Linked DNA regions of Homo sapiens: region 1 is linked to region 2. The links are chromatin loops, found by intact Hi-C in ENCODE. Cell type or tissue: MCF 10A. All regions are shown on one strand. Each heading gives the region's core, and the rest is flanking DNA. Links, peaks and the distances in the headings are about the cores only.

Region 1 (11,597 bases), core at 7,207-9,706, 61 kb after region 2:
AACAAGGTGAAACCCCGTTTCTACTAAAAAATACAAAAAATTAGCCAGGCGTGGTGGCAGGCACCAGTAGTCCCAGCTACTCGGGAGGCTGAGGCAGGAGAATGGCCTGAACTCGGGAGGCGGAGCTTGCAGTGAGCCAAGATCACGCCACTGCACTCCAGTCTGGATGACAGAGCAAGACTCCATCTCAAAAAAAAAAAAAAAAAAAAAAAGTTTCTCAAATTTTAGCAACTATCATAATCACCTGGGAAGTGAATTAAACAGACACAGCTTCTCTAGTCCAATCCCCAGAAATTTTGATTCTGTAATTTGGACTCTGGAATCCACATGTGTACAAGTGCCCCAAATGACCCTGATCAGCCAACAGGACCCAGGCCACACTTGGCACAGCCCTGCCCCAGCTTCATATCCACGCCATTCACCACTGTGGCCCTGCTGCCAGCAAGTGCCTGTGCACAGTCACTGTGCAACTAACATCCACTGAATGACAGACTTTGGCATCAGGACATCTAGATTTGAGAACTTATTCTTCTTTAACTTCTTTAATTGATCACTTAAACTCTGAGCTCCAAATGTTCTTATCTGTAAAAAGGGAATAATGTCTGTCTACAGAGTTCTAGGTTGTCAGTGACAAAGAAGCAACACCAAAAACATTTCTGGCCACCTTGATCAGAAAAGAAATAATTGGATCATTATCACATGATCCAGCAATCCCACTTCTGGATATTTATCCAAAGGATTTGAAGTCAGTATGTCAAAGAGATATCTGCACCCCCATGTTTATTGTAGTTTTATTCACAATGGCCAAGATATGGAAATAATCTAAGTGTACATCAGCAGATAAATGAATAAAGAATATGTGGTGCTTATACACAATAGAGTACTATTCAGCCTTAAAAAGAAGAAAATCCTATGATTTGCAACAACATGGATACACTTAGTTATGCTAAGTGAAATAAGCCAGGCATAGAAAGACAAATACATGTTCTCACTTACATGTGGAATCTAAGAAAACATTGAAATCACAGAAGTAGAGAGTGGAATGGTGGTTGTCAGGGGTTGGGGGAAGGGGAATGGGGAGATATTGGTGAAAGGGTACAAAGTTTCAGTTTAACAGGAGGACTAAATGGTAAATATTTGACATGATGGATATATTAACTAGCTTGATACAATTATTCCACTATATATATCATAATATCATTGTGTGCCCCATAATTCTATACAATTATAGTTTGTCAATATATAATGAAATTAATTAAATAAATAATTGAAAGGACATTGGACAGCTCATGAAATCCCTGGCAAGGCTGAAGGACTGAGGAAACCAGGGGGAGCTGGGCAGCAAGGAACCATGCCAAGATCATGCCACAGGGGCAATCCAGTGAAGACATAGACTTTCATCACTCAAGATTCAGTTTTGAGTGAGAACACGAAGCTGGCCATCCTGGGTCTTGTGTACTGGCTGCCAGGGGCCTTTTCAGATTTCATAGTGGAAATGGGGCCTCATTGTCCCTCAAGATTTACACAAGATTTCTCCAAAACAGGAAGTTTTGAATGCTGGGCAGCTAAATGTGCATTATGAATTAACTCCAACTTAAGTTGGAAGAAATTCAGAGAGGTTAATAACGTATAAACAAGTGGCAGAGCTGTGGTTTTAACTCATATCTCTTTCCTCTCTTTGTACTTAGAACAGAGCCCTCTTGAAGGTCTGTTCTTTTGGCTTTCCTTTGAATTTCAGTGGTCTCAGGCAATTTTTTTCCCTCATCGATTCTTCCCACACCAACAAGGTAAGAAATGCTTGACCTTACAGAGGCGAGCAGAAAGTAGAAACTGAAAAGCACACTCTGTTTCCCTGATTATGCCTATGATTAATCACTTTCTGACAAAACGAAACTGTTTCTAACCTCAAATTAAACATTTTAAAAGCCAACAAGGCTTGAAAGAACAGAATCACTTCCAATTTATGGTAAGAAGGAGCAGTAATAATCATTGCATCACATCATCTCCCATATGTGCCCTGTATTAGGAATCATACCTAAGTTCGAGAGTCGTCACTGGTGCCATCACGATGAATGAGTGGACATCCCCGTGAGACTTGGCCTTCCAAAGCAAAGCTGGTCAACTCATGTGGCTTTGAGGAAGTCGACTCCAGAATAAAAGTTAATGGAAATGCATAAGCGGAGCAATGATGAGATAGAAAACTACCTTAAATTTGAAAATCATTTCACATTTTATTAAGCACTTTCGCATACCTTAACTTCTTGTAATATCCCTGCATATCCCTTTTTATAGATGAGAACATTTGGAACTCAAAATTTAAATGGTCAGTTTAAGAAGAATGAGCTGTTAAATCTAGGTCTCTTGATTCTGGTGAAAATCTTGGCATGCTTGAAGACAAGGGTGCTCTTGCAGAGAAGAACATATGTCACAGTGGTATCACCAGTTGGGCAAAAAGCTCTGTCATCAACCAGTCGAGGAGAGGTGAGGACGAGTGCTACCCCAGAGGTGGTAGCTTGAAAGTGAAAAGACAGGGGTATTTCTAACAGCTATTAAGGACAGAACACAGAGATTGGGCTGAGTTAGAGGATAAACTGGGGCAGTGCCTCTCTCTGAGCAGCAGCAAAAGGTCAGCATTGCTGCTGGCTGATGTGGAATTTATAATGAAAGCCATGCCGTAGTAGGCAAGGATGTTTTGCTTTAAAAAGTGACATTTGCCTCTTGGTAATACATGCTGCAGGTGTAAGTGTTTGGGGGCTCCACATTCCAGTGTGATGCAAAAAGCACTGGACTTTTAATCAAGGGAGCTGGCTTGAGTCATGCATGTCTATCTCTGGAGGCTGCCAGAGTCAGTCATGCAGAGGACGAGAGGAGTGAGCTCTTAGCCAACTTGCTTCAAGTCCATAGAGGTCCAGTTTCTCCTTCTGCCCTGAAAACCTGGGTCCACAGAGCCATCTTAAGTACCTCAAGCCCAGGGCAAAGGTCCTGGTAGCACCACTTATCTGGAGTACAGATCACTGGAGCCATTTGTCTCCTCTACAAACAGGGACAACAATTAAAATAATGAGACAATAGGCTGGTCAGGAAGTCCCCCAATACTTGCATCAAAATTACCCATTTTAGCAGCTTGTTATTAGAGCTATTGGGCATCAACATAGCTCAAAAGCTTCCCTCTGGCCATAATAAAACATTTCATGTCACAAATCCCAGGCACAGTGGCCTGGGCTCTGTTGACAGGCAGCTGGGCAGGTCCAGGGGCATACTGATGCCAGTGAGGGCCATGGGGCTCATCTTTCCCAGGTCCACATTCAACAACCTCATTTTGGTGGTTTGAAATTGGCCATAATCCACATGGACACTGGGAGGGGAACAACACACACTGTTCAGGCCTGTCGGGGTAGGAGGCTGGGGAAGGGAGAGCACCAGGATAAATAGCTAATGCATGTGAGGCTTAATACCTAGGTGATGGGTTGATAGGGGCAGCAAACCACCACAGCACCTGTTTACCTATGTAACAAACTTGCACGTCCTGCACATGTATCCCAGAACTTAAAATAAAATTTTAAAAAATAATAAAAATTAGAAAATAAAATACAGAAAAATAGAGGGAAAAAAATTGGCCACGGTAAGAGTATGTACATCACAGAAATAGACAAATGCCATGAGTCAGAACTTTATATTTTCCAGAAAGCTGGTTGTAAAGCATTTACCAGCAGCACATCATTTTTGGTTTTAGGTGATTTTTTTTTTTTTTTTTTACCAGTGACACAAAGTCCCTTTGCATATCAGGGAGGCAGCATGGCCCCCTAGTTTCCATTCACTTAATGTACTACGGGCAGCCGCTGTTTTTGAGTTATCTTCTAAGACCTCTTATGCTATAATCAAGAAAACATGTTGTCTTAGAAAATTTCCACCACTCTGAGACACCTTGAGTAAAAGTATCCCTAGTTTGTACTTTTAAACTCAGGGCCAGGATGTATTGAGTTTAGAAACCCAAGTACACACACTAAGGATGCTAAAATTTCGGTACCACAGACCACATCTTTTTTGTACATTGCTTATTGCCTGCAAGATAGTTTGCTCATCTGAAGGCAAGAACAGAGCAATGGCCATGATTTAGTTCACTTTTGGACCCTGAGTAAAATTGAACCATGCGGGAAGATCAAATAAGCCTTTCTTTGTTTGTGACACATAGGAGAGTATGGCATAAAAGTGTGAAAGCCACAGACTTTGAATATAAATGCAGTCATGTAGGTGTTAATACTCCACGTATATAACTTTGTCCTACTTGCCTATAGGGCCTCTGTCCTGCACCCCCAAAGAGCACCCTAATAATGAAACAATACTGTTGGCGATTTTTTGCTCTAGCCTTCTTATCAAAAGCATCACTGCTGTCCTGTGGAGGCTTCCTGTGAGGATGCTGTTCTGTCACCCTGAGCCTTCACAGTCTTGGAGCTATACTGTTGTCTGCAGAGCAGTTAGAGGGAAGGACTCTCTCCCCAGTTTTCTGTCCCACTTCCTAAGACAATGTCCCCTGGGCTCCAAACAAGCATGCTTGCATCCAGAGATGTGATCACATAGAGGCTCCTCAATTTGGCACTCAAACACCTCTCCCATGGGTCCAAACAGTCTTTCAGCTTGGGTACAAATGGGGAATTAACCACTCCCTCTGTTGACCTAATCATACTCAACAAATTGTTACTTTTTGCAAACAAAACAAAGTCCCTTTTCATATTACTGAGGCAGATAGAAGGCAGTATAACAAGAAATACAATGGAATTTTTCCTGTTGTCCCGGAAGGGAGCTAAGATCTAAAGCTGACAAGCAAAAACACTAACAGTGTGTGTCCATTAAGATGATTTTCTAAGTAACCAAAATTGCTAGGTATAGGTTTTGTCTTGAGTAAGACCATCTCTGTATCACCTCCCACTTGTTTGTATGGCTATTATCAAAAAGACAAGAGGTAACTGTTGGCAAGAGTGTAGCGAAAAGGGAACACGTACACTGTTGGTGGGAGTGTAAATTAGTACAGTCATTTTGGAAAATAGTATGGAGGTTACTCCAAAATTAAAAATAGAACTATCATACGCTCCAGCAATCCCTCTTCTGTGTATACACCCAAACAAAATGAAATCAATACCTTGGGCTGGGCACAGTGGCTCATGCCTGTAATCCCAGCACTTTGGGAGACTGAGGTGGGCGAATCACCTGAGGTCAGGAGTTAGAGACCAGCCTGGCCAACATGGTGAAACCCCATCTCTACTAAAAATACAAAAATTAGCTGGGTATGGTGGCGGGTGCCTCTAGTCCCAGCTACTGGGGAGGTTGAGGCAGGAGAATCATTGGAACCCGGGAGGCAGAGGTTGCAGTGAGCTGAGACCGCGCCATTGCACTCTAGCCTGGGCAACAAGAGTGAGACTCTGTCTCAAAAAAAAAAAAAAAAAAGAAAAGAAAAAGAAGAAAAGAAAGAAGTCAATACCCTGAAGAGATATCTGCATCCACACGTTCATTGCAGCATTACTCACGATAGCCAAGACGTGGGAATGACCTAAGTGTCTATTGATGGAAGAACGGGTAAAGAAAAATGTGATCTATACATGCGGTGGAGTATTATTCAGCCTTTAAAAAGATGAAAATGCTGCCATTTGCAAGAACACGAATGAACCTGGAGGACATTACACTAAGTAGTATAAGCCAGACACATAAAGAAGCATATTGCATAATCTCACTTATATGTGAAATCCAAAACAGTCAAACATATAGAAGCAGAGTAGTGGTTATCAAGGGTGAGGAGGTGGGGGAAATAGAGAAACATTTAAAAAATGATAGATTACTTAAAAACATTTTTAATTGATTCAGAGGGAATATTTTACTGATTATTAGATTGAAGCTCTGTAGACTTCCCAGCTAATTGTGTAAATCATATTTTTTTTAATGTATTGATACTTAGGTTTTCCCCTGGGGGCAAAAGGAATGCATTCATTTTGAATAGTATATTTTTTAATCTTTTTGCATAAACTAAAGCAATATGTCATTTTAAAAAAGATTTCCATTCTTTTGGCAAGGAGCTTCTCCATGTGTTGGTTTTGTTGAACCTGGATGTAACATCTGGAATTGATGCAGCCACTTTGTGCCATGAGTGAATCTAGCCTGAGGACAATTTCCTAAGGCAGGAAGGGGCCGCCTTTTACATTATCCCTGTTTTAAGAGCTAAAGTAAAAAAGTTCTTTCCCAGACCCCAATTCCTTAGAAAAGTGAAATTCTCATGGTTGGCTTAAGAAAATAAAGATTTCCCCACCAAGAGTCTTGGAATATGGAAGAAGTTGAATATTCAAATGAATAGGGTCTATTAGAATGGTGGAAGTGCACAAATGGCTCTTGGGTGGGCAACAGGATCTGCTCTGTGGCCACATTCTATGTCCAAAGCACCAGCAGCACCAAGGCTGACCACCCACAGGGACTACCAAGAGGCACCTGCCCACCACCAGCACCTAAGTCAATGAAATGAAAAGACTAGGAGAGGTGAGAGAGCTTTGGGAGACTGCCAGGTGTATAAGAGAATCCCTGCCCTCTCATTTCTCTTCGGAACTTTGGCAAGCCACTAAAGCAGCAGAGTGCTTGATGTCATTGGAGCTTGGAGAAGGGGAGACAGGAAGACAAGAAGCTGAGAAAAGGGAACCATTGAGTCAGCCTGTTTTTCTACTGTCTGGCAAAGCAAGTCTTCTGTGGGTCATGTGGACACTGCGGGAGATGACCAGGCTTGCCTGTCTTGACAGTATACTGCCTCCAAAGGACTGGCATGGAGCAAGGGGATCCCAGCAACAAGGGGCTGTGGAATATGCTCCTGTGGTAGCAGCTGAAGATTTGCGGAAGCCGTTGGTTCAGAATCGAGTCTGCCATATTAGTTTGCACTGTATTAGGGAGACTCTGCAGAGAGATTCAGCCACATCCATAGAGTTAACAGAGAGCAGTGGGGAGTAACAGGGCTGGATAGTGCCTGTCGTCTTGCCATGAAAGATAACCATTCCATCCCCAATCCCTTCGTCCCTTTCAGAGCCTGGAAGAGGGAAGGGGAAGTATAGAACAACCAGACTATGCTTTTCTCACCCACTCCAAGCCTCTATAGTCAAAGTTTTCATCTATGTTAGCTGGAAGAGAGAAGAGCTTTGAATCAAACATTGAAATTTATTCAACAAAGAAATAAGACTATTTGAATAACAAAAAGTGACAAAAAGATGTTATGGAATCTGGAAGATGCCTCATGAGAGATGCTACACCACCAGAAAGGGAGAGGCAATATAGTAGAGTGGCAGGTTATTGCGGAAAACTTTTCTTCGTTATACACTAACACATTGAGACTCCATAGTGAACACATTCTACAGAAGGAAGGTGAGGTGTCGCCCAACTCTAAGCTTTGAAAATATTCATGTCCCATTTTTGGCCTAGCCCCAACACAATGATTTTTTTTTTTCTTTGAGATGGAGTCTCACCCAGGCTGGAGTACAATGGCATGATCTCGGCTCCCTGCAACCTCTGCCTCCCGAGTTCAAGTGATTTTTCCTGCCTTAGCCTCCATAGTAACTGGGATTACAGGCACCTGCCACTATGCCCGACTAATTTTTGTATTTTTAGTAGAGCCAGGGTTTCACCATATTGGCCAGGCTGGTCTTGAACTCCTGACCTCAGGTGATCCACCTGCCTCAGCCTCCCAAAATGCAGAGATTACAGGCATGAGCCACCGCACCCGGCCAGCCCCAACACTATTACTGAAGGTAAATAAAAATGGAGTCTTAGGAGTAGAGCTAGAGGAAAAAAAACATTAACAATATCTAGGTACTGCCAATGAACCTTCCTTGGTATCCGTGAGGATTGGTTGCAAGACTCCCGTGTATACCAGAATCTATAGATGCTCAAGTCTCTGATATAAAATGGGGTAGTATTTGCATATAACCTGTGCACATCCTCCTGTATACTTTAAATCATCTCTAGATTACTTATAATACCTAATACAATGTAAACACTATGTAAATAGTTATATTGTTTAGGGAATAATGACAAGAAAAAAATCTGTACATGTTCAGAACAGACATGGTCCTTTTTAAAATATTTTTGATTCACAGTTGGTTGGATCCACAGATGTGAAACCCTATGGATAAGGAAGGCCGACTGTATTCATTTGGAACGTAAATTGGAGTACTTGGAGAAGATATTCAACCTGTGAACTTCAGGCCCCTAGTGGTGGTCAAAGTGATTGCAAAGAGTCCTCAACCCCATCTGTGAGAACTGGGGTGGACAGCAAAGGGATGAGGCAGCAGAGGAAGTTGGAGAGAGCACCAGGATCCACTAAGGACTTCTCCACACAGGGGATAGTGGGAAGCCTTTGCAGCACAGCAAAGACACAAACAGCTTTGTGTTTTGAGAAGATGGTTCTGGCTGCAGTGTGGAAAGTGGATTGGGATTGGGGATGGGAAAAGAGCAGTTAGCAAGCTATTGAAGTAGTTGGACAATGGTGGCTGGGAATAGTTTCTAGCAGTGAAACGGGAGGAAAGTGGAGAAAGTCAGGCTATTTTAAGATATACAAGTGCCAGCTCTTAGAGACCAAATAGATATGGGGATTAAAGGCGATGAAGGAGTTCAAGATAACTTCCCTGGTTTTTAAGCAAATTTTTGAGCAACTGGGTGAATGATGATACCATTTACTAAGACTTGGAATATTGGAGATAGAGCAGGTTTTGAGGACACTAAGTTCAGTTTGGGGATAATATGATTAGTGAGAAGTATCTAGGAGGCCTCTATGAAGAAATGACCAGTAATTAGGCTATTGAATAGATACCAATGTGAGAGGACTTACATGTAAACTTGAAGGACTGGGAAGAGACACACACCCCTAGGGAGAGAGTACACAGTGAGAGGAGCGGAATAGCTAGTTAGATGAAGAAGAGAAAAGAGCAAAGCAATATGACACTGAGAAGATTACTTGGGGGCACCTGAGGTTTGCAGATTAGCTGATATCAAGGGAACAAAGTGATATGCCAAAAACTTTCAAAATTGCATAAGGGTTCTCTTGCTGGAAAATGAAACTATTGACTTTTATTTATAATGTCCAGGTCTTCATTGATGGTTATAACATAAATATATGCCGAATGAGAAAAGTAGATGATGACTTATTATCTACATGACATATGATTATATATGATGACATATGATTACATTATAGCGTCAGTAGAGGAGAAACAAGATGAGTATTTTGCTAATGCTCACTGCATGCACTATGCTTTAAAAGCAAAAGCACAATTGCTTGATCACTTTGACATTGGTATGTGGTGGCCTCACTGTTCTCAGAAATCTTTCTAATCACAGAAGGTACAAGCCCAGCCACTGCTGAGGCCGAATGTGATCTCATGCCAGAGGACCAATATGCAATCTGATTTTGCAACCTCAGGAATAAGGAGTTGGATTTGGGCAAGAATTTGTTGGACTATTTCAGATTTTTAGGGGTTTTTCTCCCCTCCTTCATGAATATTTCAGCCTAATCAAAAAAATCTCAAACCTCACAATATTTTTAAAGCAATAAGTCAAATCAAATAAATGATTTGAATGTTGAAATAATGCAACACACCCCTTCTGGTCAGCACACAGGCAGGGTCTTCTTTACCTGAGGACAGACCTTTTCCTTCCCGCAAACTGTTTCTGTAAGTAATGCTGCCACCTAGCAGTCTCTTGGGGAATCACCACCCTACAAGGTAATAGCTTTCGGTACACACGTTTTAGGTTTGTGGTGGCTTCCCTGCATTTAAGTTGGGTTTAAACAACACTTGAAATATGAATTTAATTACCTTTGAAAAATGTCTTTTCTGCAGGTATAGGTCTTGAAATCATGGTGTGGCAAAAAATAGGCTGTTGAAAGCAGCTCGCTCAAGATGAAAATGATGGCAAAATGCACAGGATTTGCACTGTCCAAACTCATCCAATTGCAGACACTGAATATGTGCAGTTCTTTTTATATAAATTATTCCTCAATAAAGCTGTTTAAAAAATGGTAAAATAAAAAGAAAATGATGAAAAAAAATAAAACACCCCCTGTGTAAAACTTCAGTACATTTGTATGAAATAACAAACCTCTACAAGTAACTTGTGAGGAGAGTAGGTAAAAACAAAGTGTGGATGATCAGCGTCAAAGAAGAACAGCTCTTTAACCAGAGAACTCTGGAGTCATAATCTCAAAGTATCACCTATGTGCCTACTGGAAACCTAAATGCTGTGACATTTTAATTCACAGCAGGAGCTTCACTTGCAAACTAAGCAAAGTTACTTTTTCATGTACTTCACGTTTTTGTGTTTTCACAAAGGTTAAAAAGAAACAGCTAACAGTTATTGAAGTGTTTGCTATTTGCCCAACACTGAGTAAAACACTTTCCAAGCACTGTTATGTAACCTACACAATCCCCTGAGATGATGTTACTGATACTGGTGGCCTGGGGAAGTTAACAAGGCAAATAAGTGTTGGAGTCGGGATACAAACCGAGCCAGTCTGATTTCAGAGCCTGAGCTCTCACCTCCAAGGTTATAATACTTTTCTATTGTGCTGAAAGTTATGTGGGAGCAAACAGATGTCAGATGTTCAGCAGGTTAAAACATGTGTTAACAGGATACAGTAAGTTTCTGTTTTCTAGTTGAGTGGCATGAAAGAAAATGTTCTCAATTGTATCACAGTGACATTTGTCCTATCTCTTACTACAAACTACTTTATTTAATCACTGTGAAACTCTACCGTTAACTCTCTGTTTAATACCTGTTGACTACCTAGATTGTCAGATACTTTGTCCAATTATGCCATCTCACTGTTTTAGTGACATTTCACTTTTTGATATCTTGAGAGAGAGTTTCCTTCTTGTCACTGCTCTGCATTTAGATGTCAGTGAGTACTGACATCTACAGTGGATGTGTCCTGTCCACTTTTACTAAAATAAGGTATCTATGCATCATTTTCTGAGGAAATGTCTTGTCCAAACATATCTCTGAAGATAATTTGAATGTGCATAATATCTTTATCCAGAAATAGCATGCCACAGCAAACTATGCAGCTTATGTTAGACCAGGCCCATGCATTCAAACCACCTGAGAATCTCGTTGAATGCAGGACCTGAGATTCTACATTTTAAACTAGCTCTCGGGTGAAGTTAATGATGCCAGTCCTTGGATCACAATTTAAGTACCAAGGTTCTAAATTACCCAGTTATGCTTGGGTCTGGAAAGAAAATCTGATTCGATTCCAAAGTGAAGCAAAAAAAAAACTTCCCTATAATTTTCTCATTTTATGTATCTGATGATAAAAATCAGGTTTGATATAAACCAAGTTATGTATTTTTATGTTTCTAAACAAGGGTATCTATAAAATCTATTTTAAAAATAAATTGTTTCCATTTGAGTTTTAAATCTATTTGTTTAAATATTTTTTCTTCTTGTCATCAGAGTTTTTGAAATTTATACCTCTACCATAAGATATCATGTAGTGTTGGACTTGAAACTTCTAGAATCATCTGGCTATCAGAGAGCTGCCCAACCTCCAGCCCCATCTTAGGGCAGACATGAATAAGGCT
Region 2 (11,597 bases), core at 5,101-7,600:
GTTATTTTGCTTGTTAGTTGATGCAGTTTCTTCCTAGCCTCAATGGTCTTTACAATTTGGCATGTTTTTGCAGTGGCTGGTACCAGTTGTTCCTTTCCATGTTTAGTGCTTCCTTCAGTAGCTCTTTTAGGGCAGGCCTGGTGGTGACAAAATCTCTCAGCATTTGCTTGTCTGTAAAGTATTTTATTTCTCCTTCACTTATGAAGCTTAGTTTGGCTGGAGATGAAATTCTGAGTTGAAAATTCTTTTCTTTAAGAATGTTGAATATTGGCCCCACTCTCTTCTGGCTTATAGAATTTCTGCCGAGAAATCAGCTGTTAGTCTGATGGGCTTCCCTTTGTGGGTAACCTGACCTTTCTCTCTGGCTGCCCTTAACATTTTTTCCTTCATTTCAACTTTGGTGAATCTGACAATTCTGTATCTTGGAGTTGCTGTTCTCGAGGAGTATCTTTGTGGCGTTCTCCGTATTTCCTGAATTTGAATGTTGGCCTGCCTTGCTAGATTGGGGAAATTCTCCTGGATAATATCCTGTAGAGTGTTTTCCAACTTGGTTCCATTCTCCCCGTCACTTTCAGGTACACCAATCAGACGTAGATTTGATCTTTTCACGTAGTCCCATATTTCTTGGATGCTTTGTTCATTTCTTTTTATTCTTTTTTCTCTGAACTTCTCTTTTGGCTTCATTTCACTCATTTCATCTTCCATCACTGATACCCTTTCTTCCAGTCAATCAAGTCGGCTACTGAGGCTTGTGTATTCATCATGTAGTTCTCATGCCTTGGTTTTCAGCTCCTTTAAGGAGTTCTCTGCATTGATTATTCTAGTTTGCCATTCATCTAATTTTTTTTTAGGTTTTTAACTTCTTTGCCATGGGTTTGAACTTCCTCCTTTAGCTCAGAGTAGTTTGATCGTCTGAAGTCTTCTTCTCTCAAATCATCATGGTCATTCTCCATCCAGCTTTGCTCCATTTCTGGTGAGGAGCTGTGTTCCTTTGGAGGAGGAGAGGTGCTCTGATTTTTAGTTTCCAGTTTTTCTGCTCTGTTTTTTCCCCATCTTTGTGGTTTTATCTACCTTTGGTCTTTGATGATGGTGAAGTACAGATGGGGTTTTGGTGTGGATGTCCTTTGTGTTTGTTAGTTTTCCTTCTAACAGTCAGGACCCTCAGCTGCAGGTCTGTTGGAGTTTGCTGGAGGTCTACGCCAGACCCTGTTTGCCTGGGTATCAGCAGCAGAGGCTGCACAACAGCAGATATTGGTGAACAGCAGATGTTGCTGCCTGATCGTTCCTCTGGAAGTTTTGTCTCAGAGGAGTACCCGGCCATGTGAGGTGTCAGTCTGCCCCTACTGGGAGGTGCCTCCCAGTTAGGCTACTCAGGGGTCAGGGACCCACTTGAGGAGGCAGTCTGTCCATTCTCAGATGTCCAGCTCCATGCTGGGAGAACCACTACTGTCTTCAAGGCTATCAGACAGGGACATTTAAGTCTGTAGAGGATTCTGCTGCCTTTTGTTTGGCTGTGCCCTGCCCCCAGAGGTGGAGTCTATAGCGGTAGGCAGGCCTCCTTGAGCTGTGGTGGGCTCCACTCAGTTCGAGCTACCAGGCCGCTTTGTTTACCTACTCAAGCCTCAGCAATGGCGGGCACCCCTCCCCCAGCCTCGCTGCCACCTTGCAGTTTGATCTCAGACTGCTGTGCTAGCCATGAGCAAGGGCCCATGGGCATAGGACCCTCTGAGCCATGCACGGGATATAATCTCCTGGTGTGCCATTTGCTAAGACCTTTGGAAAAGTGCAGTATTAGGGTGAGAGTGACCCAATTTTCCAAGTGCCATCTGTCACCCCTTTCTTTGATTAGGAAAGGGAATTCCCTGACCCCTTGCACTTCCCAGGTGAGGCAATGTGCTGCCCTGCTTTGGCTCATGCTTGGTGCACTGCACCCTCTGTCCTGCACCCACTTTCCGACACTCCCCAGTGAGATGAACCTGGTACCTCAGTTGGAAATGCAGAAATCACCCGTCTTCTGCGTTGCTCATGCTGGGAGCTGTAGACTGGAGTTGTTCCTATTCGACCATCTTGGTTCCACCTGGCAGTTTCTTAAAAACAAAAACAAAAGACATGCAACTACCATATGACCTAGCAATTGCACTCCTGGGCATTCATCCCACATGAACACTATGTTCACACAAAAACCTGCACATGGATGTTTCTAATAGCTTCATTTGTAACAGTACAAACCTGGAAACAATCCAGTTGTTCTTTAACTGATGAATGGCTAAACAATGGCACATCATACATGAAATACTACCCAGAAATAAAACGACCAAATTATTGATATACTCAACAACCTGGATAAATCTCCAGAGAATTATGCTGAGTGAAATAAACAATTTAAACATCTTACATATTGTGTGATTCCACTTATGTGTCATTGGGAGAAACAGTGAAATGCACATGAGATCTCTTAATACTTTCTTAATAATTGTCAGATCTCTTTCTGGGTATTATTTCAGTTGAATATGAATCTACAATGATCTAAAAATAAAGTTTAATTTTAAAATACACCTCTGAGAACAGTGTTTGTGTTGGGATCAATTTCAAACAGGTGATACACAGCAGAAGTCCATTTAGTGCAGGCCTCAGGTGTGCCACTTAATCTCTCATCTCCTGCCTTCACACCTGCAAAATGTTGGGGTTGGACCATAAAGAAGCTTCAGGACCTCCTCTTTGCTTCTACAATTCCATGACCTTACTGAGCTATACACATTTGTGGAACCTTTGTTTTGGCCTTATATTTATCAGAGACCCTCTGAAAATCTTTATGGAAACAGCAGTAACTACCTTTCTGGCATTACAACAAAAGAAGTAAATTCTGCCTTCCACCCTCCTGAAAACTGCTTTGCATGCTACAGCAAGATTACTGGAATTACAAAAGGAGAAACACCAAGCATGGCTTTTTCATGGCTAAAATGATCCCCAAATTCACAGTGTCCTCACAATGTCCTCTTCCACAAAGAAGGAACTTCTTCCAGACACACACAATTTGATCAAGTTAATAGTTTCTTAAAAATATTCAGATCTCTTTTTTAGAAACTGGGGGAAGAACTGGGGGCCTTTAGGAACTCTGTTTTGCATTCAATATTCAATCATTCATTCATTCATTTATACTGTAAGCCCTGGAGGTGCCCTCAGTTGTGACATACTTCTTTCTTGACATTTTTATAAATTCTTCAATGTATTCCTTCCCTTATAGGCGTACCCTTTCCAGTTGAGCCATGCTTGTATATACAAACTTAGTCCTCAAATCTCAATCTTGCGACCCATTGTATTTTCCAAAGATGACTGCAAAATCATTCTCATCCCACATGCTGTTCTTACAATGCAACTTTGACATTCTTACCATGAAGTGATGGAGACTATGTTTCCTCCCCTTGAATCTGAGCAGAGCTAATAGCACATGTTGGAAGTGACATATGCAACTTCCAAAGATAGGGCATAAAAATTCCATGTGCATCCACCTGCTTCTTGGTGATACTCACTATTGGAACCCAGCTGCCATGCTACGAGGAAGCCCAAACTCACCCAATTTACCAAGGTAAGGAGGCTACATGGAGAGGCTAGCCATAGATGTTTTGACCAACCACTCAGCTGAAGTCTCAGCCAACAAATAACTAGATCAGCTGATAGACATTCAAGTGAATGTGCCTTTAGATAACTTCAGCTCCCAGATGTAAAGCCACCTTCAGCATTTGAGTGCCAGATAAGATTCTAAACATTGTAGAGACAAGCCATCCTCACTATGCTGTCTGAATTCCTGTCCCACAAAAGTTGGGTGTGGAATTGATCATAATAAAATTATTATTTTATACCACTAAATTTAGAATACTTTGTTGAGCAGTAATAGATAACTATGATTATACTTGATAGAATAAACACCCTAACCTCACTCCCCTCCCTCTCTCAATCTTCTGCTGGTGCTCCCCATTGGCCAAACCCAACTGGAATCCAGAAAGAAAGGAAGCCCAGTGATGTAACCCATATAAGTCAGCTTTTGGGGGCAGGAAATAGAGTGGAGTGTGGAGCTGGCAAAACTGGCAGATATCCAGTGTAGTTTACACTCTGCCTTATTTCATTGACGATGTAAAGTAGATGGCATGAAAGTTGAAATGCCTAAATTTTGATCATTATGGAATAAATAATAAATACCAATCATTTAATCATCCTTTTCAGATAAATCTGTGAAATGAGGTGTTCCGAAGCATAGTTAACTTTTAACTTCCCTTTTGGGTGTGGCTCCATCATGAAGAAGAAGCAGAGTTTAATCACTAAGAGTATAGGTTCTGGAGCCAGTCTGCCTGGGTTCAAATCCTGGCTCTGCTACCAACCAGCTGTATAAATTTGGGTAGCTCCCTTATCCTCTCTGTGTTTCACTTCCCTCATCTGTAAGGAGGGATAAAAATATTGCCTCCCTTATAAATTTGTTGTGGAGATCAAATTAGTTAATAAAGATAAAACATTTAGCATGGTGCTGGGTAAGAGTAAATACTCCATAAGCATTAGCCATTATTATAACACCTAGAAGAAGATTACAAGGTGCAAAGTGTGGCAAAGAAACAAGAGGAAAAGTGGCAAAATATCTTTCTTTTTGGCTTTATTTTCTTCTGAAAAATAGCAATAGCTGATTCAACTATCTCTGATGCTTAGAAATTCTTTAAAAAGAATGACTTTATCAGGATAGAAAAAGGTTCAAGAGTGAGTACAGTAGGTAAGAAGGAAAAAAAGCTATCTCATTTTTTTATGAACTAGAGGTGTGATCTGTTGAGTTCTCATGAACCAGTGAGACATTATTAGAGCATATTATCTTTGAAGTAGGTCTATTACTTTGGTCTTCTCTTCCCAGCTTCCATTCAAAAAATTAAAATCCAAGACAATGGTTCTATAAACAACCTCTAGATAAATACTATTAGTAGCAATGACATTCAAGGAGAAAATAAAAGACATATTCAAATTGTGTTATGAAGAGTTTATTAAACGGAATATTTATAAAAACATGAGCAAGGCATAAAGAAAGAAACTGCAAGGGATAGTTTATTACTCTGGGACTGGCAGCTATAAGAGTACTACTGCAACCCCTAGACCTGAAGGTACAAGAGTACAGAGTCATTGGCTAAACCTGGAGGGAAAGCTGTATGAACACGACTGCAGAGAGGAGCTGTGTGTGGCATTAGTTGTAGAGATGCAGCTGATTCACATAAGGAGCAAGCCAGGGGAAATCAATATCCCAACCTACCTCTCCATCACACCTCCAGCTTGTTGTCAGAGCTCCCTATTGGGGAAACCTAAAGAAGCCAGAGAGAACAAAAGTGGTTATTGAACTCCATACAGGGTACAGAGCAAAGCAGAGAATAGGTCTGGAGGGGCAATGGAAGATATAGTGAGGAGCATGCTTCAGTAATGTGTTGGATAACAGTCATCCATCCCCATGGGCTTGGTTAGAAGATTCCAAGTATTTAGCTAAGTTCTAAAATGTTTTCTATTACAGAGTGTGTAATGGATAGCAATTTTGTTTGGTTTTGTTTTACTGTGTTCCATGTCCCAGCATCCATTTGAGGTTTTTGTGCATGTGTGATAATAGCACTCCAGTTTTCCTTTGCATAATGACTCTTCCTCCATTCTTAACCCATGCAGTTGTTGTGGGTCTGACTCCACTCTATGGATCCTAGGGTAGACATGTGATTCAATTTGGCCAACCCAAGCATTTTCTCCTCTGTCTAGAGGGATGAACTCTTGATCCAAATCAACCCAGTGAGCTTCAGTCCTGAAGCTATTGCTTCAGAAAAGGGTATCTTTCTTTCTGTTGCAGTTTCTAAGCTTATAGAATCTAAGCCCAAAGTTAGAGCCATCTCTGCCCCCAGAGAGTAAGAATCTGAGAACACAGACAACAGAGAGGGAAGCAGAGATCAGTGATGGAGAAACTGAGTCCCAGAGTCCCAGTGGAATTGATGGAACACCTTGAACCCACTGTGCCTAAAACCAAGATACCTCTGGATATTTTAGTTGTCTTTTTCCTACCTCAGCAATGAGAAGTCTTTGGGTTGCAATGAGAGAGGAGGCAGGAAGGTGCCTCAGTTCATGACTACATAGGCTACTCTGGAAGCTTTCACAAAAAGAGACTGCCTCAGAGCTCTGTTTCTGCTCAGTCTCATGAAAGAGTTGTGGTTTTTTTTTGTTTGTTTTGGTTTGGTTTTTTTTTTAATCAGTGAAGAATGACTCATTATTTATCTTGAGGGTGTAACAATGAATTGTTGTAAGATTTATTCAATGTCTTGTCTTTTTTTTTTTTTTTTTCCTACAGCTGTGGACTCTTCCAGGAAAGAAGAAATCAGAAAACATCACCTTTTCTCCACACCCACCCTCAACTTCCACTTCTGTACTATAGAAGCAAAATTGATTAGGCTGGCTAATTTGAAGAGAAAAAGATGATAGGGGCTTTGTGCTTTAGAGGTAGAAGAGGGTAATAGTCAGGTTCACTCTGACAAAGCCCACTAGAGATGGTAGACCCACTGGTAGAAATGGCTACCTGGATACCCAAGGAGAGCATTAATCATCCCATCTCATATCTGAGCTCAGTACTGGGGGAGGGGATAATCAGGTCTCACCAAACCTGGCAGCCTTCCACTGTACGTGTGGGCAAAGACCAACAGCAGTGGTGTTGGTGGTGGAAGTTATCCAAGTCACATGGCAACAAGATATGTTATCGGCAGCCAATCCATTTGGGTCTGTAGCAACCTCAATTCTTGTCTCCTCAGAGGAATGAATTTGAGGGGCATAAGGCAGAAAGAGCTCTAGGCAAGTTTTAGAACAAGAGTGAAAGTTTATTAAGCTTTAGAGCAGGAATGAAAGTGTACTTGGAAGAGGGCCAAGTGGACAGCTTGAAAGACTAGTGCACAGTTTGACCTAATTTGACCTTTTTTTTTTTTTTTTCCTTTTGAAATGGAGTCTAGCTCTGTCGCCCAGGCTGGAGGGCAGTGGCGTGATCTCAGCTCACTGCAACCTCTGCCTCCTGGCTCAAGCATTTCTCCTGCCTTAGTCTACTGAGTAACTGGGATTACAGGCATGCACCCAGAGTTAGGGTATCCTGGCTCCCAGTGAAGGGACTGGCCAATTAATTTTAGTCATAAAAACTACACACCCAGCTAATTTTTTGTATTTTTAATAGAGACAGGGGTTTGCCACTTTGGCCAGGCTGGTCTCAAACTCCTGACCTCAAGTGATCCGCCCATCTTGGCCTCCCAAAGTGCTGGGATCACAAGCATGAGCCACTGCACCTGGCCCCAGTTTGACCTTTTGACTTGAGGTTTTATACATTAGTGTACTTCCAAGGTCCTGCATCCCTTCTCCTCTAATTCTTCCCTTGGGGTGGGCTGTCCGCATGGCAGTGGCCTGCTAGCACTTGGGAGAATGCACAGTGTGTTTACTGGAGTTGTACACATGCTCACTTGAGGCATTCTTCTTTTACCAGTTGAATGTCCCTGGAAGGTCATATGCCAGTTAAACTCCACCATTTTAATGTGCTTGCTTGAACCCGCTCACCCAATTCCTGAGATCTTTTTGGGAAGCTGCTGATCACCAGTTTCAGGTGTTTATATTTATTAGGGGATTGCCGTTCCCTGGTGCCAGCTGCAACCAATTATTATTTCAGCGAGACAGTTAACAACCGCCTTACCATCACCTGATGGCTGCCTGACATTCCTGGTGTGTGTGGTGGGGGTAGGGGGGGAATCCCTATCCTGCTCAGCTCCTATCTGACTAGCTACCTACTGTAATAGTGGCATCCAAAAGTGACTCAAAACCAAGAGTCTCTATTATTGTCCTTGACCATTGGGTCAGAAGGGCCATAAAAACAGGGAGATGCTGACAGTTGTATCAATCTTGATGAAGGAAGAAATTAACTTCATATAATTATTTTTAGAAAAATAGACACGATATTTTTTATGTTCAGTATTATAGATTGATTATCTCTGTTAACTTTATGTAATTTATATGCCAGATACCTAAGGTATCTAATAATAGTACAAGATAGAAAAAATTTTTATACACTTCATGAGGGTTCTGCAAGACCTAACTGTGGTATTTACAAGAAATATGCCATAAATACATTTTTTAATAATTTCAACTTTTATTTTGGATTCAGAGAGTACATGTGCAGGTTTGTTACCCTGGTATATGGCATGATGTTGAGTTTTGGGGTATGATTGATCCCATCATGCAGGTACTGAGCATAGTACCCAATAGTTAATTTTTCAACTGCTGCCTCCCTGCCTCCTTCCTCCTTCCTCTAGTACTCCCCAATGTCTGTTGTTTCCATCTTTACGTCCATGAGTACCCAGTGTTTAGCTCCCACTTGTAAGAAGTGACAGCATGTGGTATCTGGTTTGCTGTTCCTGTGTTAATCTACTTAGGATAATGGCCTCCAGCTCTATGCATGTTGCTGCAAAGGCCACAATGTCTTTCTTTTTATGGCTGTGTAGTACTCTATGGTGTATATATACCATATTTTCTTCATACATTCTGCCACTGATGGACACCTAGGCTGATTCTATGCCTGCTATTGTGAATAGTTCTGTGATGAACATGCAAGTGCGTGTGGTTTTTTGGTATAAAAATTTATTTTCTTTTGGAAGTAATAGGGTTGCTGGGTCAAACAGTAGTTCCTTTTTAAGTTCTTTGAGAAGTCTCTAAACTGCTTTCCACAGAGGCTGCACTAATTTACATTCCCACCAACAGTGTAGAAGCCTTCCCTTTTCTCCACAGCATCACCATCTGTTAGTTTTTGACTTTTAATAGCAGCCATTCTGACTGGTGTGAGATGGTATCTCAATGTGGTTTTGATTTGCATTTCTCTGATGATGTGATGTTGAACATTTTTTTCATACGTTTGTTGGCTGCTTGTATGTTGTCTTTTGAGAAGTGTCTGTTCGTGTCTTTTGCCCATTCTTAATGGGGTTATTTTCTTTTTGCTTGTTCAATTGTTTAAGTTCCTTATAGATTCTGTATATTAGACCTTTGTTGGATGCACAGTTTGTGAATATTTCTCTCATTCTGTAGGTTGTCTGTTTACTCTGTTGTTAGTTTCTTTTGCTGTGCAGAAGCTCTTTAGTTCATTTAGGTCCCAGTTGTCAATTTTTATTTTTGTTTCAATTGCCTTGGAGGACTTAGTCATAAGTTATTTCCCAAGGCTGATGTCCAGAATGGTGGTTCCTAGGTTTTCTTCCAGGATTCTTAATTTGGGGTCTTACATTTAAATCTTTAATCCATGTTTCTTTCTTATGCATATGGCTAGCCAGCTATCCCAGCACCATTTATTGAATAGGAAGTCCTTTCCACATTGCTTATTTTTGTCGACTTTGTTGAAGATCAGATGGCTGTAGGCGTATGGCTTTATTTCTGGGTTCTATATTCTGTTCCATTGGTCTATGTGTCTGTTTTTGTACCAGTACCATGTTGTTTTGGTTACTGTAGCCTTATTGTGTAGTTTGAAGTCAGGTAGTGTGATGGCTCTGGCTTTTTTCTTTTTGCTTAGGATTGCTTTGGCAATTCAGGCTTTTGTTATTGTTGTTCCAAATGAAGTTTAGAGTAGTTTTTTCTAGTTCTGTGAAAAATTAAATTGGTAGCTTAATATGAATACCATTGAATCTGTACATTGCTTTGTGTGGTATGGCCATTTTAATGATATTGATTCCAATCATGAGCATGGAATGTTTTTCCATTTGTTTATGACATCTATGATTACTTTCAGGCGGTGTTTTCTAGTTCTCCTTGTAGAGATCTTTCACCTACTTGGTTAGATTATTCCTAGGTGGGTTTTTTTGTGGCTATTGTGAATGGGATTGTGTTCTTGATTTGGTTCTCAGCTTGAATACTATTTGTGTATAGAAATGCCACAGATTTCTGTATATTGGCTTTTGTATCCTGAGATTTTACTGAGGTCATTTATCAGCTCCAGGAGCCTTTTGAAGGAGTCTTTAGGATTTTCTAGGTATAGAATCATATCATCAGAGAAGACAGATAGTTTGACTTCTTCTTTTCCTGTTTAGATGGCTTACATTTTTTCTCTTGTCTGATTGCTCTGGCTTAGACTTTTGGAACTATGTTGAATAGGTGTGATGAGAGTAGGTATACTTGTCTTATGCCAGTTCTCAAGGGGAATGCTTCCAGTTTTTGCTTTTTCAGTATAATGTTGGCTACGGGTTTGTCATAGATGACTCTTATTATTTTGAGGTATATTCCTTTGATACCAAGTTTGTTTAAGGTTTCTACTCTGAAGGGATTTTTGGTCTAATTGAGAGTTTTTTCTGTGTCTATTGAAATGAGTGCAAGGTGTCTTAGTCTGTTCTCATATTGCTATAGCAGTACCAAGGGGAAAATCCACTCTCATGATCCAATCACCTTCCACCAGGCCCCATCTCCAATACTGGGGATTACAATTCTACAAGAGATTTGGGTGGGGACACAGATGCAAACAATATCATGTGGTTTTTGCTTTTAATTCTGTTTACGTGGTGAATCACATTTATTGATTTGCATGTGTGGCACAAATCTTGCATCCCAGGAATGAAGCCTACTTGATCATGGTGAACTAACTTTTTTAAGTGCTACTGGATTCAGTTTGCTGGTATTTACTTGAGGATTTTTGCATCCATGTTAATCAGGGATATTGGCCTATAGTTTTCTTTCTTTGTTGTGCCTTTGCCAGGTTTTGGTATCAGGGTGATGCTAGCTTTGTAGAATTAGTTAGGAAGGAATCTCTCCTTAATTTTTTGGGAATAGTTTCAGTGGGATTGGTAGCAGCTTTTCTTTTTAGGTATGGTAGAATTTGGCCATGGACCCATTTGGTCTAGGGCTTTTCTCAGTTGGTAGGTTTTTTATTACTGATTGTATTTTGGAACTCAATATTAGTCTGTTCAGGGTTTCAATTTCTGCCTGATTCAATCTTGGGAGATTGTGTGTTTCTGGGAATTTACACATTTCTTCCATATTTTCTAGTCTGTATGCATAGAGGTGTTCATAATAGTCTCTAAGGGCTTTTTGTATTTCTGTGAGATTGGTTGTAAGGTCACTTTTGTCATTTCTGGTTGTGCTTATTTTTCCTGTTTTTTTCATTTTTTATTAATGTAGTCTAGTGTCTATCAATCTTGTTGATCCTTTCAAAAAAACTGCTTTTGGTTTCATTGATTCTTTGTATGGATTTTTGGATCTCAATCATTCAGTACTGCTCTGAGTTTAGTTCTTTTCTTCTGCTAGCTTTGGGGTTAGCTCATTCTTGTTTTTATTATTCTTATAGTGTGCTGTTAGATAGGTAATTTGAGATCTTTCCAACTTTTTGACATAGGCATTTAGCACTATTAACTTTCCTCTTAACATTGCTTTTGCTGTATCCCAGAGATTTTCATTGTGTCTCTGTCCATCTTTATTTATTTCAGAGAATTTTTGAATTTCTGTCTTACTTTTGTTGTTTACCCAAAAGTCATATAGGAGCAACTTGTTTAATTTTCATGTAATTGTGTGATTTGAAAAGATCATCTTGGTATTTATTTCTATTTTTA

The links. Hi-C counts contacts between places; a loop is a spot of excess contacts. Peaks named below come from ENCODE experiments on the same cell type or tissue, not always from the same donor. Only the 100,000 strongest peaks of a DNase experiment are listed, where the experiment ranks them.
Region 1: it touches region 2 in a loop (6-fold over the local background); 5 of 110 quality-filtered maps call a loop at or near these places.

What each region holds. Positions count from the first base shown.
Region 1 is chr4:77,591,362-77,602,958 of GRCh38, forward strand. It overlaps LOC105377296 (a long non-coding RNA gene), which reads right to left and starts at 2,244. Exons shown (of 7, transcript XR_938912.3): 1 at 2,036-2,244. It also overlaps a transcript of CXCL13 not described here. In MCF 10A, for the core only: a CTCF peak has its summit at 8,220; a DNase peak (open chromatin) is centred at 8,250.
Region 2 is chr4:77,532,102-77,543,698 of GRCh38, forward strand. It overlaps a transcript of CXCL13 not described here. Among named protein-coding and RNA genes, the nearest start is that of CXCL13, 68 kb to the right of the region's middle. In MCF 10A, for the core only: no CTCF peak of the experiment used is centred there; DNase peaks (open chromatin) are centred at 6,180 and 6,660.